Linked DNA regions of Mus musculus: region 1 is linked to region 2. The links are chromatin loops, found by intact Hi-C in ENCODE. Cell type or tissue: left cerebral cortex. All regions are shown on one strand. Each heading gives the region's core, and the rest is flanking DNA. Links, peaks and the distances in the headings are about the cores only.

What was found. Peaks named below come from ENCODE experiments on the same cell type or tissue, not always from the same donor. Only the 100,000 strongest peaks of a DNase experiment are listed, where the experiment ranks them.
Region 1: it touches region 2 in a loop (9-fold over the local background); 7 of 42 quality-filtered maps call a loop at or near these places.

The regions. Positions count from the first base shown.
Region 1 is chr19:52,970,922-52,982,103 of GRCm38, forward strand. It overlaps a transcript of Xpnpep1 not described here. Among named protein-coding and RNA genes, the nearest start is that of Gm41861, 30 kb to the left of the region's middle. In left cerebral cortex, for the core only: CTCF peaks have their summits at 5,108 (motif pointing left) and 6,286 (motif pointing left); DNase peaks (open chromatin) are centred at 2,387, 2,568, 5,094 and 8,596.
Region 2 is chr19:52,617,085-52,628,266 of GRCm38, forward strand. No RefSeq gene overlaps it. Among named protein-coding and RNA genes, the nearest start is that of Gm41860, 230 kb to the left of the region's middle. In left cerebral cortex, for the core only: a CTCF peak has its summit at 6,610 (motif pointing right); DNase peaks (open chromatin) are centred at 6,677 and 7,494; H3K27ac peaks cover 1,028 bases.

The DNA.
Region 1 (11,182 bases), core at 1,019-9,018, 350 kb after region 2:
CTAGTGTTGTGTCAACTTGACACAGCTGGAGTTATCACAGAGAAAGGAGCTTCAGTTGAGGAAATGCCTCCATGAGATCCAACTGTAAGGCATTTTCTCAATTAGTGATCAAGGGGGAAAGGCCCCTTGTAGGTGGGACCATCTCTGGGCTGGTAGTCTTGGTTCTATAAGAAAGCAGGCTGAGCAAGCCAGGTGAGGCAAGCCAGTAAAGAACATCCCTCCATGGCCTCTGCATCAGCTCCTGCTTCCTGACCTGCTTGAGTTCCAGTCCTGACTTCCTTGGTGATGAACAGCAGTATGGAAGTGTAAGCCGAATAAACCCCTTCCTCCCCAACTTGCTTCTTGGTCATGATGTTTGTGCAGGAATAGAAACCCTGACTAAGACACTGGGTACAGAAAGGGCTCAGGTAGTAAAGCATAAGGACTTGAATTCAGTTCCCTGGACCCATGTAAAAAGGCTGTCTCAAAAAAAATTAGTAAAAAGTGATCGATGAAAACTCTTAGCCTCCATATTCATACATGTGCACTCGTGTGTGTACATGTGTGCTTATGCTCATACCAAAAAAAAAAAAAAAAAGGCATTCCAGGGCAAGGTCAAATCTTTGGCAATCCCCAAGGTCAAGAAGTCCTCACTCTGCATCTGGAGCCTTGGCAAGCAGTTTAAATGTTTCCCTGGGACCCTGAAGTCATCCTAGCAGGTACCCATAGAGGCCGTCCTAGCAGGTAGCTACAGTGTTGTCCCTTGGTACCCAGATAAAGAAACTAAGACTTATACATAGATAAGGGTTTGAACTCAAGTCTTGTCAGAGTCTGATCTGTTAACCAATAAATCCAACTCAGGAATCAACACCAATGAGAAAAAGAAAAGGCCCTGTGCATAGCTGCCTGGAAAGGAGTGACCAAACGGCTTACAATCTTGAGAAGATAAAATGCAGGCTGTCACTAATTGTGGTGGTTTGAATAAGAATGGACCCATAGGCCCATATACTTGAATGATTACCCAGGACAGAGTGGCTCTATTTGAAAGGATTAGAAGGATTAGGATGTGTGGTCTTGTTGGAGGAGGTGGGCCAGACACCAGTACAGGCTAGTTTTCTCTCTGTCTCTGACTCTGTCTCTCTCTGTCTGTCTCTCTCTCTCTCACACACACACACACACACATACACACACACACTCACTCTCCTGCTCTCTCTCTTGCTTTCTCATTCTCTCGCTCTTGCTCTCTCTTTCTCTCTCTCTCTCTTGCTCTCGCTCTTGCTCTCTTGCTCTCTCACTCACTTTCTCTCTTCCTCTCTCTCTTTCTCTCTCTAGCTCTCTCTCTCTCTCTCTCTTTTGCTCTCACTCCCCCTTACTTATGGATCAGAATGTAGATCTCAGCTACTTCTCCAGTACCATAGCTTCCTGTACCATGCTCCCTACTAATGATAATGGACTAAACCTCTGAAACTATAGGCAAGGAAACAATATTTTATTTAAATTTAGCCTTATTTTATAAGAGTTATCTTGGTCATGGTGTCTCTTCACAGAAATAGAACAGTGACTAAGACACTAATTCTTCTAGAACAGTGGTTCTCAACCTTCCTAACATTGTCACTCTTTTATACACTTCCTCACATTGTGGTGACCCCCATCCATAAAATTATCTTCATTGCTACTCTATAACTATAGCTTTGCTATTGTTATGAATTGTAATGTAAATATCTGATATGCAGGGTATCTGATATGCAAAAGGTTCATGCCACCCTCAGAGGGGCCATGGCCTAAAGGTTGAGAACCACTGTTCTACAACACATGGTGGAACCATCCCAATGTACCCAAGTAGCATTTTCATTCTAGTAAGCAAATAAAAATCCTAAGATGGTATAAATGAGAGCTAGGTAATAGTTGTAGCAGGAACGTCCATCCGGTGGAGCTGCCTCTATGGAAACACTGGGGGCCGCACAGCCACAAAAGAATCTCCTGAAGGAAGAAGACCTAATTGAAGACCGCCTGAGAGACCAAGGATTGCTGGTGCAGCTAATACCAGCCAATCAGGAACTGCTGTTTAGAAGAGATGACCAATGGGGCGCAGGTGGGGGGTATGAAAGGAGCTTGCAGCTGTGTTCAGAAGAGTTTGCTGCCGCGTTTCTCACCTGCTCCCAGAGTCTATGTCTGTGTCGTTGACTCTGTGCCACCTCACCTCCAACCCCCAGGTAGGGTCGGACTGCTAGTAGTCCAGGACATGGGCAACAAATAGTGACTGGGAGAGAAACAAATAGACAAGGGTGGGAGGAGGTGAATGTGGACTTCGCTTCACGAAAAAGCCTGTTGATGTCATCGGCCAGCTCAGACAGGCAACAAGGCAGCCTCTTGCAGCGTGTCCAGCCCCAGGGTAAGCCTTCACAGATATCTGCTGTGAGGCAAAAAGGACTCTCCTGGAGAGAAAGAGAATTAAAGATGCAAAGGCCAGAGAAATGCCCAGGTAAGGAAGGCTGGAAAACCTCCAGATGGCAAAGGGTCAGAGAGTTTCCTCTGAAAGGGGGAAGTTTCATCTCTTAAAGAAATGGTAAAGATGAAGCAACCGCAAGAGAAGACTTTACAGACGGGAGGTAGGAGGAGTGAGGAGCCTCAGGCTAAGAAAGGGGTGTCAGCAGCATCCCTTCCAAATTTACCAAGTGACTTCCCTGCTCAGGTCTCCCAAGGCATCCGGGAGAGAATTTTACTGGAGCAGCCTCAACTCAAAGACTAGGAGTCCCTGAGCTAAGCCACAGAGTGGGGACCTAGCTCCAGGTTGGCCATTGGCTTGTTTTGATTTGGAGAGAGCCCATTCCCCTCTCAGGGGCTCAGAACTTCCTTTGCGAAGGACTAATCACCCAGCTTAGGTAATAGCATGCGCCTGAACAATTCCAACAGTGCAGATGGGAGGATGCATATCTATTTCTCTGGATTTTCACAAACCGAATGTACAAGGGAAGGAAACATAACTAGTAACTCGGAAGGCTCTCTTACTGCCTTCCACTTAACAAGCAAGCCAGAGTCATCCGGAAATAAAAATAACTACCCTTCACATCTGTCTCACAAGATATTATGTCTGTGCTCTTTAATTTTAAAGTCGCTGGGAACTTTACATTTTAATTAATGAGCCGTGTTTGGCAAGACAGTGAGAAGCATTTCTACCAATTAGCATCAGGTCAACTCTGTGTGTGTGTGTGTGTGTGTGTGTGTGTGTGTGTGTGTGTGTGTGTGCTCTAAATATACACTTGTAGTGCAGGTGGGTGAATAGTGACCCCTTTTCTCAGTTGATACACATGAATCCTGACATTCTACCATCCTCGATTTCTGCCATCTCATCGGCAAGGGGCAGCTAGAATTCAACGCCAGGTATTCCTTGACCCAGTCATGACAAATACAATTTCCCTCCTAACCGGATCACCAGAGTGCCACCTCTGCTCGCTAGGACTCACAGCCAAGTTTGAAAACAGCAGCTGCCTGCATGACTCTGGCATCGACCATCCGAGGTGAGCAGTGTATATTGCCTCTCGGATTCCAGCCCAGTCTCCAGGGTCGGATTGCCAGCTGAAATTCCTGGCTCCGTCATTCCCTGGCTGTGCAACCTTGAACGTGTCACTTCTTTGCTCTTGGCTTTAGCTTTTTGTTATGTGGGATAGGAGTTTTTAAATGATGGAATGACACTGTAGTATTTTTTTAAGGACCTAGACACTTAGGAGGTATTCAGCACGATAAATGATTGCAATGCTCTGCCTTTCTATGTGCACTTTACAGAAAGCCCAGGGCAGTAGGCCAAGGCCATGTACTAGATAAAGGTGACCGAGTCTAACACCCACAAGCTTAGTACCTGTGTCCTTTCAGAATCCCTGAGTCACCTGAGGAGGGCTGAGCAGGAGGCCAAAGCTGACCTTGGACAAGAAAGAATTCAGATGTCTAAATGTTCTTTCTTAGAACGGGCACCACACCAGGAGGACCAGAGTGGCGGAGACAACTCAGGATCAGCTTGATGAAGGCTGGGCATGGTCCTGGGGCCTAGGTGGGAACAGTTCTAAAGATAGATACGAGAGCCAAGGAAACTCTTTGGGCACTAAAGAGGTGGGCATGGGGTGAGCAGAGCCAGGATGTCATGGCAGCAAGGCCAAGATTAAAGACAGTGGCTGATCATAGAACGAAGGCAACCCACTGGGTGGCTGAGGTCTCAACAAAGAATTATGATTTTGTGGGGTTTAAACCCAAGGCTGCCGAGGGAAAAGCACACAGCAAAAATACAGAAACGGACTGGGGGTGGGCTCTGGGGAAGTACCTCAGTGATTAAGAGCCCTTGCTGCTCTTGCAGAAGTCCAGAGTTCAGTTCCCAGCACACATATCAGGCAGCTCACAGCTCCCAGCTCCCTGTATCTCCATCTCCAAGAGACCCAACACCCTCTCCTGGGTCCCAAAGGCACCTGCATAGCTTTATGTAAAGGGGAGATGGTAAGACAGAAAACACTCTCTTCTTCCGTTGCAGGGAATGGAGGCCACCCCGGGTGTCCCATTAGTCTCAGGGGAAAGCAGAAAGATGATATTGTTGATGGTGACAATAAAAGGGGGCAGGAAGCAACGTTGTCCGACTTTCCATCATGGTGACGGCCACACCCAGAGCCAAAGATGGTCTGTCCTCCCCGCTAAACAGATTCATCCGTTACTGGGGCAAATCCAAGTCAAATGAAGTGTCAGTGTGAGAAAGCACCAAGACCCAGCCAGGGCATACTAGAGAGGTTCTACAGTCGCTGCCCAGGGACAGTTTACACCATAAGCCATGTACCACAGCTGACACGCACTGAGACCAGCCCAGTGTGATCTCTGTTCCCATCATACTACGCGCGAGGCTCACCTGAGCCAGCGCTCCAGTCCAGGTTGTTAAGTGAGCTCTCCTCTCCTCCTGCCTACAATCTCGGACTGCGTACACTGAGCTTTCAAGGGACATTGAGTGGCAGCCATGTGACAGTCCCTGTGTCAGAAGAGATCTCCTGGGGTCCTCCTAGGGTCCCACAGAGTTTCTGTAATTCACCTCTTTCCAGACCTGCCGGGAGTCTCTGCTCACTCCAAAGAACCACACTGCCACCTGCTGGCAAAACACGTAGGTGCCTGAGAGGCTAGGAAATTCCCAGTGTCTGTCTCTCTTTGGGCATGACATCTTGACCCGGGAAGGTTTACCCTATACACTGCGGGAAAACAGCGCCCTGTTCACTTTGGCTTTCCTGCACCTCCTGGGCTTTCTTCTCTTGTTGAGAAAGGTGTGGCTTCCACCACCCAACCCCGCGCTCAGGGCATTTAGTGAAGGAAAGAGCCTGGCATACAACTCATCCCTTCTCCAAGAAGACGCACTATACAACAAAACACCACAGCACAGCACACAAGGGCAGCCTTAGTCAAATGCTCTATTGCAAAGGTTTTTATGTTTGTTTCACATGTTAGTAAGTCGGGACGCAACTTGCTGTCAGGATGACGCCAGGTGAAAACCTTTGATATCTGAGAATGTCAAGAAAGCACCATTGTGCTGGTCAATAGGTAGATGGCACAGTATGTGAACTACATCTCAGTAATGCTGGAATGACATTTTTTTTTAATGTCTCAGGTTGGGTTGAAAGACATGGGTGTGGACTGGTGAGATGGCTCAGTGGTTAAGAACACCAACTGCTCTTTGGAAGGTCCTGAGTGCAAATCCCAACAACCACATGGTGGCTCACAGCCATTCGTAATGAGATCTGACACCCTCTTCTGGTGTGTCTGAAGGCAGCTACATACTATATCACATACTATAATAAATTTTTTTTAAACTTAAAAAAAAAAGACATGGGTGTGCGCAAGGCTCTAGTCCACAATAACATGATCTACAGATTATTTCCTTATTGGGGCCTCACAATCAATCAGGAGATGGGACCACTAATCTCCATAGGGAACAGGGGACTCAAAGGTTTGTGCTGCCCAATGGCACACTGTGTATGGCACGGCTCATACACAGTGAGATCTGCCCTGGAACATGTTCCGAATCGCTGCAATTCTCTCTCGCTATGCACTTGCTATGATTATCATGAAACACTTCGATCAAATTTTCTCTAGTAAGAGGAAAATAAAATTTTCTCTTTTGAGTTAAAAAATATATATATATTGGGACAGGGAGCTGGAGAGTTGGCTCAGCAGTTAAGAGCATCTGCTGCTGTTGCAGAGGATTCTGGTTTTAGCCCCCACATGGTGGCTCACAAACATCTGTGACACCAGTCCCAGGGGATCTGATGCCCTCTTCTGGTCTCCTCAGGCACCAAGCATACATGTGGTACACATACAAACATGCAAACAAAATATTCATACACTTAAAATAACAACATAAGTTTAATTTAAAAATAAATATTAGAACTGGGATTTAATAATAACAACAACACATAAATTTTCCCAGTGTGTGAAAGGCCCTAGAACTTCTCAACAATGAAAAAACATATACATATGATAGGTAGGTATATTAATGATATATAATTAACACAAGATTAGTAGGCAGGTAGATCACTAGACAGATATTGTGATATAGAAAGCAACCAAAATTCCCTTCAGTTGGTAAATGGTATAGGAACTGATATGTCTATTCACCTGAATATTATTTAGTGATTGGGGGAAAAAAAGCTACTGAGCACTTGACCATTATGCACAAAACCTTAAGTGCAATCCTTATCAAGACAGACAGAGAGACGGACTTGCAGAGATAGAGACACGAAAATTCTATCAAGTCACAGAAAGACATGGATGAACATTAAGCACATGTTGCTAATGAGAGCGTCCCATCTGAATGATCCACATGTTATACGACTCCAATTGTGTGCCATCTGGAAAAGGCAGATCTTTGGAGACAGTAAAAAGATCAGTGGTTAATTGGAGCTTGCAGGAAAGACGTTGGAGAGACTTGAATAGATGGAGCTCGGGGGATTGTTTTCAGGTAGTGAGACTATATCTGTAAGACACTGTCGTTACACCTTTATGGCACGAGGCACTTATGAAAACCCATTGAACCTTACAGAACCAAGACCAAACCTTAATGTGTGAAAATCTGAATCAATAAATTAAAAAGTCAAGGGGATGTAAGATGGGGTGCAGAATGTGACCTAACAGCCTTCAAAGGGATGAAACCATCACATCCGAATGAGAAGGGAAAAGGTTGGGTCTAAGCCTCTTCAAAACTGAAGACATGGAGTTATAAGGCAAGCATAAGAGGGTACAACCAGGGACAAAGTCACCCAGACTATCAGCCACAACACAGACACTAGAGCCAAACCATCGAGTCACATGTACGGTGAATGCAAGAGAGCCAAGCTTCCCGCCAACGGGGGAGCCAAAGGGGAAGAATCCTGACGTCAACCGCAAGCTTCACACACACACATATATACCTACACACACATACACACACATACACACACACACACGAAATGCTTAAAAACAAGGATAGGTTACACACACACCACCTACATTCAGATGCTCACAAGGTTTCAACTCCTCCTTAAAACTGGATTTTTCTCTTTTAAACATCTGGAGATGGTAGTTCCTACCAGTTGTATAATGGAAACCCGTTCCCTCCTCCATCCCTGTCCAGTCCCACCAGCACTAACTCCATGCCAGTGCAACTTTTTTTAAGCCTTTGGTCTGTTAATTTTTAGCTCAGATACCAAGCCTAAGATAAAAATGTATCCTAATAAGTTACAATAAAGCCTTTGGGACTGTCATCCCACTTTCTTGACCCACTGTTGCTGTGAAAATGTCTGATGGCAATTTTGTATTTTTTCTCATGAATGTGTTCTATGGGTATCCTGTTAAACTTCTAAAGGGCTTCTTTAAAGTCCAGCGATTACCATATTCTGTGCTATTGGACATCATTGGTTTATTTATATATTTGTATATATTTATATAGCTGTCCCTTTCAACATGTCATTTCCAACTTTAATTCTATAATCTCAGGAACGTTTGCTTGAACATTTTCAAGTATTTGTTCTGCTCCTTTCCTTTTGTTTCCTTCTTTGGAGGAACCTGTATAAATGTTATTGTCCGTCTGGGTCCCATTCTCTCTGTGTTTCTGAATCATGTGACTTTCGTGTGTTTGGTGTATGCTGGTGCATAGGCACCCACAAGGAGGACATAGACCTCAGTCTTTTAGTCAGGGTCTCTCACTAAACTCATTGGTCATCAACCATCAGGGAATCGTCTCGTCTCTGCCCCACAGGCTGGAACCGAACCGCAGGCACATCCTGCCCAGCCTCCCTTTAGGTGTGAGCTCTTCACTGACAGCTGTAGGACCTCCCCTTTTTTCTGACTTGCTACATTTCCTCCTGTCTTTTCCTGTTTGCTTAAGACACTGTCTGCTCTGCTCCTTCATTCTCGGATCCTTGTGAGCCTGTGGCTCTGAAATGTTTGCCATCTCCTGTTCGGGTCTATCCTCGGCAGTATCTCCTGTTTATTTTTTCAGGTCTCTTTGCTGAGGGGCTTTGCCAGGCTGGTTTCCAGGGTTCTGGCTGCAGCAGCTCCTGCCTCTCTCCCACATAAACCCACACACCGAAGTAATGTGCAACTGTTTCTTGTTTTGATCACACCTCTCAAAACAGCTCTTGGAGACCAAGCTCCCTGTCTGTTTCCAGGCTGCCTGAGCACCCGGCCGCCTCCTCCATCTTCCTCCACCACCTCTGGAGAGAACAGCAGTGCTCCTCCTCTCGGACAGCACCTCTGTTTGCTCTAAATCTTATTCCTCCCTGCCTTTCAGTTTTGCTATTCCAGCCTCTCTGTTTCTATAGCGATTTGGACTCAAGACTATGGCAAAAGTCAGAACCTACATTTTTAACTCTCGGTCCTGTGAATTTCTTGGTTTTTTTTTTGGGGGGGGGGGTTATATTTGATTTGGGTTTCTGCTCAAGTCCCGGGGTGAGCTGGCCAGCACCCCAGTGTCCCGAGAGAAAACCACACCTGATGCAAACTGCAAGAGGTTTTATTATCAGCTAGCTGAGGACGAAGTCCCTCCACCTTGTAGGGCAGGGGAGTTTGACCTCGAGCGGTGACAGTAGGGGGCTTTTAACAGCTAGCTGAGGAGTTGGGAGGAGAGTTTGTTTTTGCTTGGTTTGCTTTTGTGGGTTTTTTGGGTGTTTGGTTTGGTTTGGTTTGGTTTGGTTTGGTTTGGTTTGGTTTGGTTTGGTTTGGTTTGAAGACAGAATCATTCTACACAATCCTGGCTGTCCTGGAACTCACAATGTAGACCAAACTGGCCTCGAACTCACCAAGGTCACCTGCCTTTGCCTCCCCAGAGCTGAGATTAAAGATGTACGCCACCACACCCCACTTTGCTATGACTTTCTTAATGTCCTATTCTGACTAGCTAGTGACCACAGCATGGGCCTTAGAACTACCAATCAGATGCTGAGGATGGTGCTCAGTTGGTAGAGTTTGCTGTTACTGTAAGACCCCCCGAAGCTGGGCCTCCGATCAAGTCTCGGGATGAGCTGGCCAGCATCCCAGTATCCCAAGAGAAAACCACACCTGATGCAAACTGCAAGAGGTTTTATTATCAGCTAGCTGAGAACGAAGTCCCTCTGCCATGCAGGGCAGGGGAGTTCGACCCCAAGCAGTGACAGTAGGGGGCTTTTAACAGCTAGCTGAGGAATTGAGAGGAGTTGGGAGGAGATGGGAAGAGTTCTTCTCTTCCGGGTGTCCTTGGTGTAATTTACAAGGCAGGAGTGGGGAGTGGGTTCTTTCTGAATTTTTATCTCCGTGTCCTCAGCACAGGAAGGCAGGCATCTCTGGTTGTACAGTATAGAAACAAAAAGGCTTTTTGCTGGCTATAGAGAACAAAGAGCTTCTTTCTAGCTGTATTTTTAGAGATCAGGGAAAACAAGCTTGGGGAACGTCCAGGGGCTTTACCTTCCAGGGAGAAACGCTCTAAGTCGGGGTCTCACATTACAAACATGAGAACCTGAGTTCGAGTTTCCAAGACTCACATAAAAAGCCAGGCATGGCAGCACATCCCTGTACTGAGAAGTGGGCACAGTAGACCACCCAGTCTAGCTGAATCTGTGAGGTCCAGGCTCAAGGAGACCCTGTCTCAAAGATGACTGTGGAAGATTATAGAGGTCATCAGACAACGGCCACTGGCTTCCACAGAACACACCTATACATACACATGAGCGCGCGCGTGCGCACACACAATAGAAACTGTCACATAAGAGTTCTTCCAGAACCAGTACTAACCTCCCCAGATGCAAAGTGCTCAAACATGGAGAAAGGCTGAGTCTCTAGGTCACCAGTAGGATGAACTCTCCAAACCACCACCTGCCTCCAAGTCACTTACACAGCCCAGAGTTTGTCCAGTGAGAAACAACTGAAGGTTGTTGCTTGACAGTTAAATACCAGCCAAGCTCCTGGACCAGAGATCATGGGAGGGGGGAGAGGGCTGTCTCTCAGGTGCAAGCATCACAGAAGCGCCAGATTGAAAAGCACCCCAGAGGCCACACACCCCCACCCCCCACCCAGGAGGTGTCCAATACAGAAGCCCTGCACCGGCACCAACCCTACATCTTCACTACCTTGTACATAAACCTTTACCAGAGAGCAGAGCAGGCAAAATAGAGAAATGAGCCAGGTTCCTTGGGAGTTCCATAGTGTAGCAATAATGCTGTTTTTCCACTCAACATCTAACTCTTATTTAAACTGATTCTGTTCTTCTACACTTTCTCTCTCAACCACCCTCTCTCAAGCTCTGGCACGTAGAGGTGTACCCAGTGCCGCCTTTATGGAACTGTCTTACCTACTCTAGGTCTCATAGGCTTAATACTAAGACAACAGCGCAGGCAGGAGGCTCCAGGCACCTGGCACCTGTCAGTATGGCTGAGACCAATTAAGTCAAACTGCTCTGAGGCTGCCTTGGGAAGCGACAGGCTTAACAGCCTGATGCGGGGATGGTGGGGTTGCCGTCGCACATGAGTTATGGTCTGTTTAAACTTGGAATCAACTGTGACTCACGGTTCCCATTTCTGTGGATAAGGAAGCTTTCAGGGTATCAGGAGACGACAGTCAGAGTCCTAAGGGTACATATGCCTCCTGCCTTCCTTCCAGAGGGATGACGGATGAGAAACAAGCCTAATCTGTTCTATCCTTCGGGGAGAAAATTCTCCTCTAAGACTCACTTTATGGC
Region 2 (11,182 bases), core at 1,774-9,773:
CTCTAGGACGTTCAGGGCCTGGTCTCTCAAGTTCTGCAAATGGTGAGAGGCAAGGTCACTCTTCCAACTGTCACAAATGGCAAGGGGCAAGGCAGAGAGAGAATCTCTCCCTCATCCATTCCACTCTATAGCAGACAAGAGGCAGGGCCAGCTGCTCTCCCATGCTCATTCTCTTGGGATTAGTTCACCTGCCACCAGGGCAGGATCAGCTCTCCTGTTTGCCTGCCATTCCATTGCTAGCTCCATGGGGGTCAGAGGGTAAGGCCAGCTTTGCACAGCCCTCAGATATCAACATGGCCCAGGAGCAACCCAGACCAGGGAGCTCCACCTGATCTTTGGTGTCTGGGGAAGTCTCAAAAGTGCTTTGCTCTGCCTGTGTCATGTGGCACTGGGAAAGGGTTGTCCCGGGTATTGTCTGCTTGCCTGGGTCTGTGTGGTACCCAGATGGCAATTATCTAATGGGGTCTGCTCCATCTATCTTGGATACATGGCACCACACTAGGAGTTGTCAGGCTTGCTCTGCCTAGCTGAGCTCATGGTCAGGAATATGCTTTATGTTAATGAATTTACTTGTGGTAGTGAAACATTCATCCTATATTTTACATTACAATTATTAATTAATATCTCCGTCCTCTCCATCCCATTGGCTTCTTTCTTTTATGTTTAGGTAAACAGGATTTTAGGGTTTGTATTCTTGGTTTGAGGTAATTTGTATATGTATGTTTGTATGAATGCTTGTCCACATACATGTGTGCCCATGTGTGTGGAGGCCATATTGAATTTGTATGCCATTCTTCAGGGGCCATTCACCTTCTTTGTTTAGTTTTTATAATGAAAATAAAATAAAATTAAAATTAAAATTTTTGTTTGTTTTGTTTTAAATAAGAGACTTTATTTTAAAACAAGTTTTTAGTATGCATGTTCTTTTGCCATTTATTAAATACAAAAGCAAACTTGAATAGTAATGAAATGAATATATTTGTTTTACTTTTAATAAAGGTGACATCTTAATGAAATATTTGATACAATGGGACATGAGCATTTCAACATTTTTCAGAGTTGATTAGTATTTTGATTTTATAATCATCAGTACTAGGAATACTGTTTCACATAAATATGTGTAGAAAAATAGGAGAGTATGTTTTGGATCACCAGAAATTATTGAAAGTTCTTCTTTTCAACAACAACAACAAAAAGACCTAATCTTTTATTTTTTCTTATAAGGACAATATTTAATTGAGGCGGGCATACAGGTTCAGAAATTCAATCCATTATCTCAAGGCAGAAACATGGAAGAGTCTGGGCAGGCATGATGCTGGAGGAGCTGCGAGTTCTACATCTTCATGTGAAAGCTACTAGCAGAATATTGGCTTATAGGAAGCTAGGATGAGGTCTCAAGAACATACCCACAGTGACACACCTACTCCATCAAGACACACCTCCTAATAGGGTCACTCCCTGGACCAAGCATATACAAACCATCACATTCTACTCCCTGGTCCCCATAGGCTTCTTCAAATACTGGAGTCTATGGGGGCTGCACCTAAACATAGCATAATGCAAAATACATTTAGTCCAACTTCTAAAGCTCCCATAGTCTATAGCAGTCTCAACAATGTTAAAAGTCCAAAGCTCGAGATCTTTTCTGAGATCATCCAATTACTTAACTGTAATTGCCAAAACAAATCAGGAAACCAGCTGGGCAAACTCCAAACTCTGCATCTCCATGTCTGATGTCAAATCGGTCTTCAGATCTCCAACTCCTTTTTCATCTTTGTTGACTAAAATAAACTTTTTTTCCTCCTGGGCAGGTTCTAGTCCCTGTTAGCAGCTTTCCTCAACAGATAGCCCATGGCTCTGGCATTCTGAACATCTTGGGGTCTTCAAGGCAACTTTAATATTACAAGCTTCTTGTTTCAATTTTTGGGAATCCACACATGATCTTCTGGGCTTCTCCAAAGAGCTGGTGTCACTTCTCCAGCTCTGACTCTGTTGTACTCTAAGCTTAGGTTGATCCATTCCACTGCACTGCTGGTCTTGATGATCATCCCATGGCACTGGCATCTCCAGTACACTGAGGCCTTGTGCTGTAACTAAGCTTCACAAATAGCCTCTCATAGGCTCTCTTCATTGGTGCCACGACTCAACACCTTTGCATGACCCCTTCAGTCCTAGTTTTTCAACTGCAACTGGGGCTGCACCTTCACCAATGGCCTTCCATGGTTTCTCATAGTACCAAGCTTCAGCTGTTCTTCATGATGCTTTCTAGCCTACAAAACCAATACCACCTGGGTGACTCTTACACATTACCAAGTACAGCTGCATCATGAGGTACAATCTTGGCTATCTCTGGAACACAACTTCTTGTGCTCTCAGAAAACACTTCCCAGAAGATTTCTCCTCAGTGATGCTGGTCTCTTCTTAATCCTTGGTAATTACTTAGCTCCAGCTAACCAGCATCAATTGTTCCTTCCATTCTTAACTCTAGAGCCGGAGCCATATGGCTGAAGCTGCTGAGTTCTGTTGTTTGAAGAAACTAGAACATGAATCCCTTATACTATCATATTATCACTAACTTTATCCAAATCCTTCACTGCCTAAGACTGGTTCTCCCGGAACTTGTTCTTTAGCTTGACCTTGAACTCATAGACCTGTATGACTCTGTCTTCTAAATGCTGGGATTAAAGAATTAAAGGCTGCCAGCACACCTGGTCTTAAGCTTTTCTTCAACTAGAACCTGCTCTGTACTAGGCTGGCCTTGAACTCAGAGAACTGCTTGCCTTTGCCTACTGAGATTAAAGGCTTATACTATGATGCCTGGACCTAAATTTAGCTAGGTGGGATCTTGCCCCAAAGTCACCACTCCCTTAGCTCAATTTAATATCTGTGAACACAGGATTCAACTCCATTTCACTTCCTGGTGCTCCTTTATATTTTTCCTATCTAAGCTTGTTAAGCTTTTTCAAAACGCTCTTCATGAGAATTAACCAGAGAACAGAGTCTCTCTTGGGAGTTTCTGAGATTTCCTTTGTCAATATAAATAATATAAATCTCCTTGCATTAGTCTTAGGTAGACTCTTCAGACAAGGGCAAAAAGCAGCCACATTCTACACTAAAATATCACAAAAACAGTCTCTTGGCCACACGTTAAAATTCTTCTCCCTGAAATCTCTAGAGCCAGGCTTCCCATAACTCAAATCACCCTCAGCAACAAAGCCTTCCATATCCCTACTAGGATGGCCCACTAAGCCCCACTTAAAGCACTCTGCTGATTTCCAAATACAAAGTCCCAAGATCCACATTTCTCGAAATATAAGCATGGTCAGGCCTATCAAAGCAACAACCCACTCCTGGTACCAACTTCTGTCTTAGTTAGGGTTTTACTGCTATGAACAGACACCATGACCAAGGCAACTCTTATAAGGACAACATTTAATAGGGGCTGACTTACAGGTTCAGGGGTCAATTATCATCAAGGTGGGAGCATGGCAGCATCCAGGCAGGTATGGTGCAGGAGGAGCTGAGAGTTCTACATCTTCATCTGAAGGCTGCTAGCAGAATACTCTGACCTAATCTTAAGACAAAATACACTTCATGATTTTTAATAGAACTTAAGACACTAGTTCAAATGTCAGGTTTTTTTTTTTAAATCAATCTGACTGAAAAATGTGTTCTTTTTGTCTTTTGTTTCACTCAAAATGAATTGGATGACAATGAAAATGAGATTCTTACTGCACCTCCCCAGCCAATGAATTAATGGCTAACTAGTAAGCCATAGCTTAACAAACACTTACTTTGCATATCATTTTTATTTAAGTTGCTATAGCGTTTGCAGGGCAATTTGGAAACTGGATCTCTTGTTATAAATTCAGTCCTGCATTTATTATGTGACCGTATTATGTGAATAAAACTCAGCTTCCCTTAAATACAAACCACCTTGTTTTTATAGCCAGGTCCCTCACTGAGACCTGTGTCTCCAATTAGGACAGGCATGCTGGATAGAAAGCCCCTGGGATCTAGCCAGCTCTGTCCTATGGTGCTGGGGTTATAGGCATGCATCATTGTGACCTGTTTTTTACGCAGGTGCTGAGCATGGACCTCAGTTCTTCATGCTTGCACAGCAGGAACTCTCCCAGTTGTGCCATCTCCCCAGCCCATTTAATGAAATCAAATGTCTGAAACCTTTCTCTTTATGATTTTTGGTTATTTTTGTTTTGTTTTGTTTTGCCATGAAGATGAATTCTTCCCAGTTGTGATATAATAGTCTTCTATATTTCTCCCAGATGTTTAAAACGTTTGCTTTCACATTTAGTCCTTTAATATACTCAGAATATTTTAACTTTATGCTCACATTTTATCATCTTCTAGGAATCCTGCACTCAGTCCAGACCATCACCTCAGCCCTGTACTTAAGACCAGAGTGTTATGAAACTCAAGAAGAAAGAAGACCAAAGTGTGGACACTTCCGTCCCTTCTTAAAATTGGGAACAAAACACCCATGGAAGGAGTTACAAAGTTTGGAGCTGAGACAAAAGGATGGACCATCCAGAGACTGCTCCACCCGGGGATCCATCCCATAGTCAGCCACCAAACGCAGATACTATTGCATCCACCAGCAAGATTTTGCTGAAAGGACCCTGATATAGCTGTCTCTTGTGAGTCTATGCCAGTGCCTGGCAAACACAGAAGTGGATGCTCACAGACAGCTATTGGATGGAACACAGGGCCCCCAATGGAGGAGTTAGAGAAAGTACCCAAGGAGCTGAAGGGGTCTGCAACCCCATAGGTGGAACAACAATATGAACCAGTAACCCCAGAGCTCATGTCTCTAGCTGCATATGTAGCAGAAGATGGCCTAGTTGGCCATCATTAGGAATAGATGCCCCTTGGTCTTACAAACTTTATATGCCCCAGCACAGGGGAATACCAGGGCCAAGGAGTGGGAGTGGGTGGGTGGGTGAGGGGGAGAGGGACTTTCGGGATAGCATTTGAAATGTAAATGAAGAAAATACCTAATAAAAAATTGGAAGAAAAAAAGAAAAAAGAAAAAAGACCTGAGTGTTGTTTATAGTTCAGCCTAGTTACTGAATCTTTATGAAGGTTTCCCCTGTAAGTAAACACTCCCCAGTGAGAACAGCAGAGGCATTCCCCCAGCAAGCCCACCCTCCTCTAATTCCAGCCTGTATCCATGTCCTTTTACATGTGTGTCTGCCTTACAAAGAAGATGGAGTGCTACTTAATTTCCACATAAACGTATCACATTCACCGCAAGTGTTTGGTGAACTAAAGTAAGATTTATTGGTATAATAAACCAAATGCCTCGTAAAAATTAAGTGAATTTTAAAGTAGTCTCTTTTAAGAAAAATGCCTAAAAATGGTCCCAGATCAGGACAAAATATCTCACTGTGGAATGAACATCTAAAGATGAAAATGAGAAAAAAATCCTAGATGCTTGGACTTTGGGAAGCAGGTCTGCCCCGTCCCAAACTTTGCTGCTATGCAAATGAGAATAGACTGTTCTCCAGCACGCAGCCCTACTTATCCTCCAGAGCTGAATGCCTCTCGGGTTGACATTTTGAATATATACAGGAAGAAATGCCATTTTGGAAATTAATATGGAAGTTTCTCAGAAAGTTGGGACTCAATCTACCTCAAGACTTAGTCACATTACTCCAAGATATTTCAAGGGTATATGCTCTAGCCTACCACAAACACCATGCTCAACTATGCTTTGCTCAAAATAGCCAGAAACTGGAAACAACCTATATGTCCTTCAACCAAAGAATGGATAGAAAAAAAGATGTGTTACATTTGCACAATGGAGTATTACTCAGTTGTTAAAAACCAAGACATCTTGAACTTTGCAGGCAAATGAATGGAACTAGAAAAGATCATCCTCAATGAGGTAACCCAGACCCAGAAAGACAACATCGTATGTAATGTGAATATCATTCATATAGGATAATCATGTTATAACCCATGGGCCCAGAGAAGCTAAATCAGAAGGAGGACTCAAGGAGGGGATAGATGGATCTCCCTGGGAAGGAGCAATAGAATAGATATAACCAGTGGACTTGGGGCAGGTGGAGATGGCAACAGGAGGGATCAGGTTGGGAGAGGATGAAGGAAGAGAGTACTGGGAGAGACAACTGGAAGGGGGGTTCAATTCAGAGGCCAGGTAGAAACCTAGTGCGATGGAAATTCCCAGGAATCTATGAGGCTGACTCTAGCTAAGACTCCTGGTGAATAGAGTTACAGAGCCTGAACCAGTCTTCTCCTATAACCAGGCAAGACTTCCAGTGGAGGGACTGAGACATCAACCCAGCCACAAAACCTTCCTCCTACAATTTGTCCTGCTAGCATGATGTGCTGAGACAAAAGTGACAGAATTTGTGGGAGTGGCTAATTTGTCTAGCTTGAGACCCATGCCCAGAAGAGAAAGACCATGGATAACACTGCTTAGAGAACCAGAATCCAGAGGCTGGATATCCCAGAGATCTTGAACAGAGACAAAATTGGAAAAAAATAAATAGATTAGTGCCTAACCCAATTGTCATCAGAGGGGCTTCATCCAGCAACTGATGGGAGCAGACACATAGCCAGACACTAGATGGAGCTCAAGGAATCCTGCTGAAGAGTGGAAGGAAGGATTGTAGGAGCCAGAGAGGTCAAGGACACCACAAGAAAACCTCCAGAATCAACAAATCTAGACTCACAGAGGCTCACAGAGACTGAACTGACAATCAGGGAGCCTGCATGGGTCTAACCTAGGCCTTCTGTATATATATTATAGTTATGTGCCTTGTTGTTTTATTGGGAGTCCTAACCAAGGAAACAGGGGCTATTTCTGATGCTTTTGACTGCTTTTAGGACACTTGTCTGCCTGCTGAGAGGCCTAGTCCATCTGTAATATGGGGGAGTTACCTAATCTTATTGCAACTTGAAATGCCATGTTGGTTGACATCCCTGGGAGGCCTGACCTTTTCTGAAGCAATGTAGAGGAGTGGATAGGGAAAGAGGAGATGGGGGAGGGGAGGATGGAGGAAGGGGGAACTGCAATAGGGATGTAGTATATGAGAGAATAAATTAATAAAAGTATTTACTTGAGAGTTCAGAGACTGGGTTGAGGGGAGCGGGGGTTGTATTGTTTGTGTTTGTGTGTATAATATTTTCACCTATAGGCTACCCTCCAAAACTTACATTCCCACAACAATCTTGATGTTTTTATAATGCCCGTTGGTTTGCTTTAATCAGTCAGCACTCAAAGTCACTCGAGCAAACTGCCTACTTGAGCTGGTGACTGGGTAAATTCAACAGTCTTTTATATGCTCCAGAGTTTCTTATCTCAGACACACCATACTCTTACTTCATGCCCTGTGACAAACCCTTGTGACTCTCCTCCTTGGAAACAGCAAGCCCTCAACTGGTAAGAACTGGTAAGAAATCAGCTTTCAGAAACCGGAGTCGGCTCTTAGAACCCTTGAGATGAATGGAGGATAAAAAGGCCAGGCTAAGACTTGGCAGGGCTCTAAAAGCGCTAATTGGAAAGTGAGCACTAGAAAGATGGTGCACAGCCTTGATTTCCTAGGGTGAGAAAAAAGAAAATACACAAGAAACTAAGTGGGAACATCAAGATCTAAGTCACACATGAAAGAAAAGGGGGTTTGTTTTCTTTTGACAGTGTTGTCATTCTGATCCTAGCACTGGCTGTCACTATTCATAAGAATAAGCAATTCAGGATTAAAAGATTTTATTACATGCATATCTCATGAACCCCCCTCAACTCCACAATGTGCCAACTGAAGGAACAGGCCAGTAATTTGGGATTTATGCTTGCTAAGACACTCAGGCCCTGCTATATATACTTCTACAAAATCCTCTTGTGGTAAACAATCCCTTGATATTATAAGTTGCATTTCTCTGAATATTACAAAGAATAATGTGTTTCTTATTTTGTCTGGTAGCTGTAGTTTCCAATAATTTTTCCATTTGGTAAATAAGAACTCAATGCACCCATGTATATATACTGAAAAAGAGCTTCCCAAAAAATGTTTCCAAGAACAGATTTAAAGGCTGAGTGCCAGTGATAATAATAAATCTCTTTCAGGAACTAACAAAAACCATATATACTGTTATTGCAACTAATAAAGGCTAGTTTTCAGGACAGAGACATAAACCAAGGTTTGGTTCATTTTTCTGTTTTCCCCTAATGTTCTTTAATTCTGAATTTAATATCTTATTAAAACAAATACATGTACTGGTGTCCCAGGGCTAATTACTATAGCAAATTAACACAGAATACATTGCTTAAAATAATATAAATATTTTCCTTTCATACTTTTGGAAAACCAGAAGTCTAAAGTAAACTATATGGAAGGTCATCTTGCTCCCTCTGAATTTTTTAAGAAAGGATGCATTCTTGTTTCTGGTAGAATCGTGAAGTCTCTGACCTGACACTGTATTAACCAATACACTTGAAGATAATCATATCTATAAGAGTTCTAATTACCTCTGCAAAATGGACAGGGATTTTAGTTATTATTCAACTAAGACCATCATTTCAAGACTTTGATGAGATAAACATCAAGTATCTAAAATATCTATGATCAAGGACTGCCCTAAAGTGTGTGTGTGTGTGTGTGTGTGTGTGTGTGTGTGTGTGTGTGTGTGTGAAAGAGAGAGAGAGAGAGAGAGAGAGAGAGAGAGAGAAAGGTGCATGCACATTGTGTATATATCCACACATGGATAACAGAGGTCAACCCTGGTGTCATTCCTCTGGATGGTATATACTTTCCTTGGTTTTGTTTGAAGACAGGATCTCTTGCCAATTCAGATAGGCTAGCTGACCAGTGAGTCCTGCAGAAACTCCCATCTCTGCCTGAACCACCACATCCAGATTTTTTATATAAATATGAGGTTGGTCTGGTACTGCTCTGTATTCAAATACTAAATACTGGTCCCTAAGATCTGGTTGCCCCCAATGAGGAAATTCTCACACTCACCAGCTTTTGTTGTATGAACCTTGCTCCCCAATAATTGCTAAAGCCTGTGATTGGGCAATAGATAGGGGAAGGTTGAAGGCCAAAGATGTCGACTGAGAAAAAGAAGAAAGGATTTGGAGAGAGGAGGAGGCTTCCATGAAAGGAGATGGACCATGGCAACATGACCAGGAGAAACAGCAAGAGACAGGGACATATGGCTGAAGCATAAGTTAGAATTGCTCCAAACCTACCCAATCTAGGCTCACAGCTTGTAAATAAAATACCTGGATTGTATTTTATAAGGGCTAGCTAGAACTTATAATTCCCTTTACACACGTAAGTTCTAGGGTTCAAGCACAAATTTTCGTACTTGCGGTATGAGAACCTACCAATAAGCCATGCCTCCAGCTATGTCTGCAGATAGATCAATAAGCATAAGGGTTGGTGAGACAGAGTAAAAAAGGTGTCAGGGATACATGGGAAAGTACACAAGTTAGAATAGATGAGTGAAGCAATGAACATGAAGAAATATTTTTAAAAATATAAAATCTCCACCATGTTAGAGAACTTCTTCAGACTCCTCAAAATCCATTGTAACACCATCCATACCTCTAAGAGCATCAGATAAAATCCCATCTGCTGTCCTTATTGGTGTCATGGTAAAGATGCCTCCCGAGTAGCACCACCACTATAATTAATAATCCATAAGTGTTTGCTACAACCCTCAGATTCGATGCAAAAGAAACCTTAAGTGAAGCCATAAATGGAGAGAGAACCTCACTGCGTTGCATTCCTAAACATTCTTTGTTTCTAAAGAGCAAGTGGGAAAACAAGGGTGGCAAGAAACCAGGTTAGGCAAAATAGTCCGGGGGTTTTGAGTAGGTTGAGACAAAAATAATTGCGGAGATGTGTATACAAGTGCAAGACTTCAACTGGAAACAAAAGTTACCCGAGGACTGTTTACACTTGGTCGTTCTCTACTTCCCTTAAATTCACAGACCACCGTTTTCTCAGTAAAACAAAATCAGAAGCACCACAGGCAGGGGTAGGCTGAGGTTTGTGAAGAAGACAGGAAAGCAGATGCCAACTGCTGGGCATTAATAGTCCATAAATTGAAAGCATTTAAAATAGTGTGTCCTGACTGCATGGGGCATGCCAGCACTGCAAAGAAGCCTTAATTACTCATCACTGTGAAGGACCTTTGACTCTTCACAGGTCTGCTTGGCTTCCAGGAAACACCTTATCCAGCTCGGAGAGCCGGAGAGCCTCCAGCTGGGTGAGCTAGCCAGCTGTTTCTCAGCAGTAAAGAGAGGAAGGGCGGGACTTGATCACCTCAAATAATGAGTTCTTCAAAGTTTCTCATTACCTCCTTTCCTACTAAAATCCTGTTTAAGTTGCTCCCCGGAAGCTCACAGTTTAGCCCAACAGTAATTACCTTTGCACAAAGAATAACAGTCCTGAGCTATTGTCGAAATTAAGGGCGTATTACTTCTTCTGTATTAGACATAAGTTCATCGCAGCTGTCTCTGTGGAAACAGAGGCACTGGTCATGGATGTTCCTATCCACATTATGCAAAAAAGAGGAAAAAAACACATCCAAGCAGAACAAGATCTCCATTTTGCAGTTAATCAACTATTATCTCAGAACATTCCTAGATGCTTCTCTTGGTTTACTCAGACTCTCAAAAGCAGAAGTTTGAAAATAAAAGGAAGCCACATGTCTAGAATAAATCATGTGTCAACTAGAATGTATTTAACAACAAATGACACTTTATTCTTAATTTTTAATTTTTGAGATTGTACTAAAAATCACATTTCTCCCATCCTTTTCTTCCCTCCAAGCTCCCCTAAATACCCTTCCCTGTACTGCTTCCAAATTCATGGCTTTTTCTTGCATTAATTGTTATTGCATGCATATATAGAGATGTATATATGTTTCTAAATACAACATGATCTGTCCATATAATATTGCTTTTAAATGTTTTAATTAAAAAAAAAAGCTTATCCACAGAGTCTTAAACAATAACCCATTTGTCATCCATTTAGAACACAGTTTGGAGATAGGAAAGTCAACATAACAGTTGACTCTGATACTCTTCAGAAACCTAAGGTCCCCTGTCATTCAGGTCTGTCCACTTCACAGTGTGGGCTTTACCTTCTCTGCTTTATCTTCTCACCTTCACAAGAAGCTAAGTAAATTA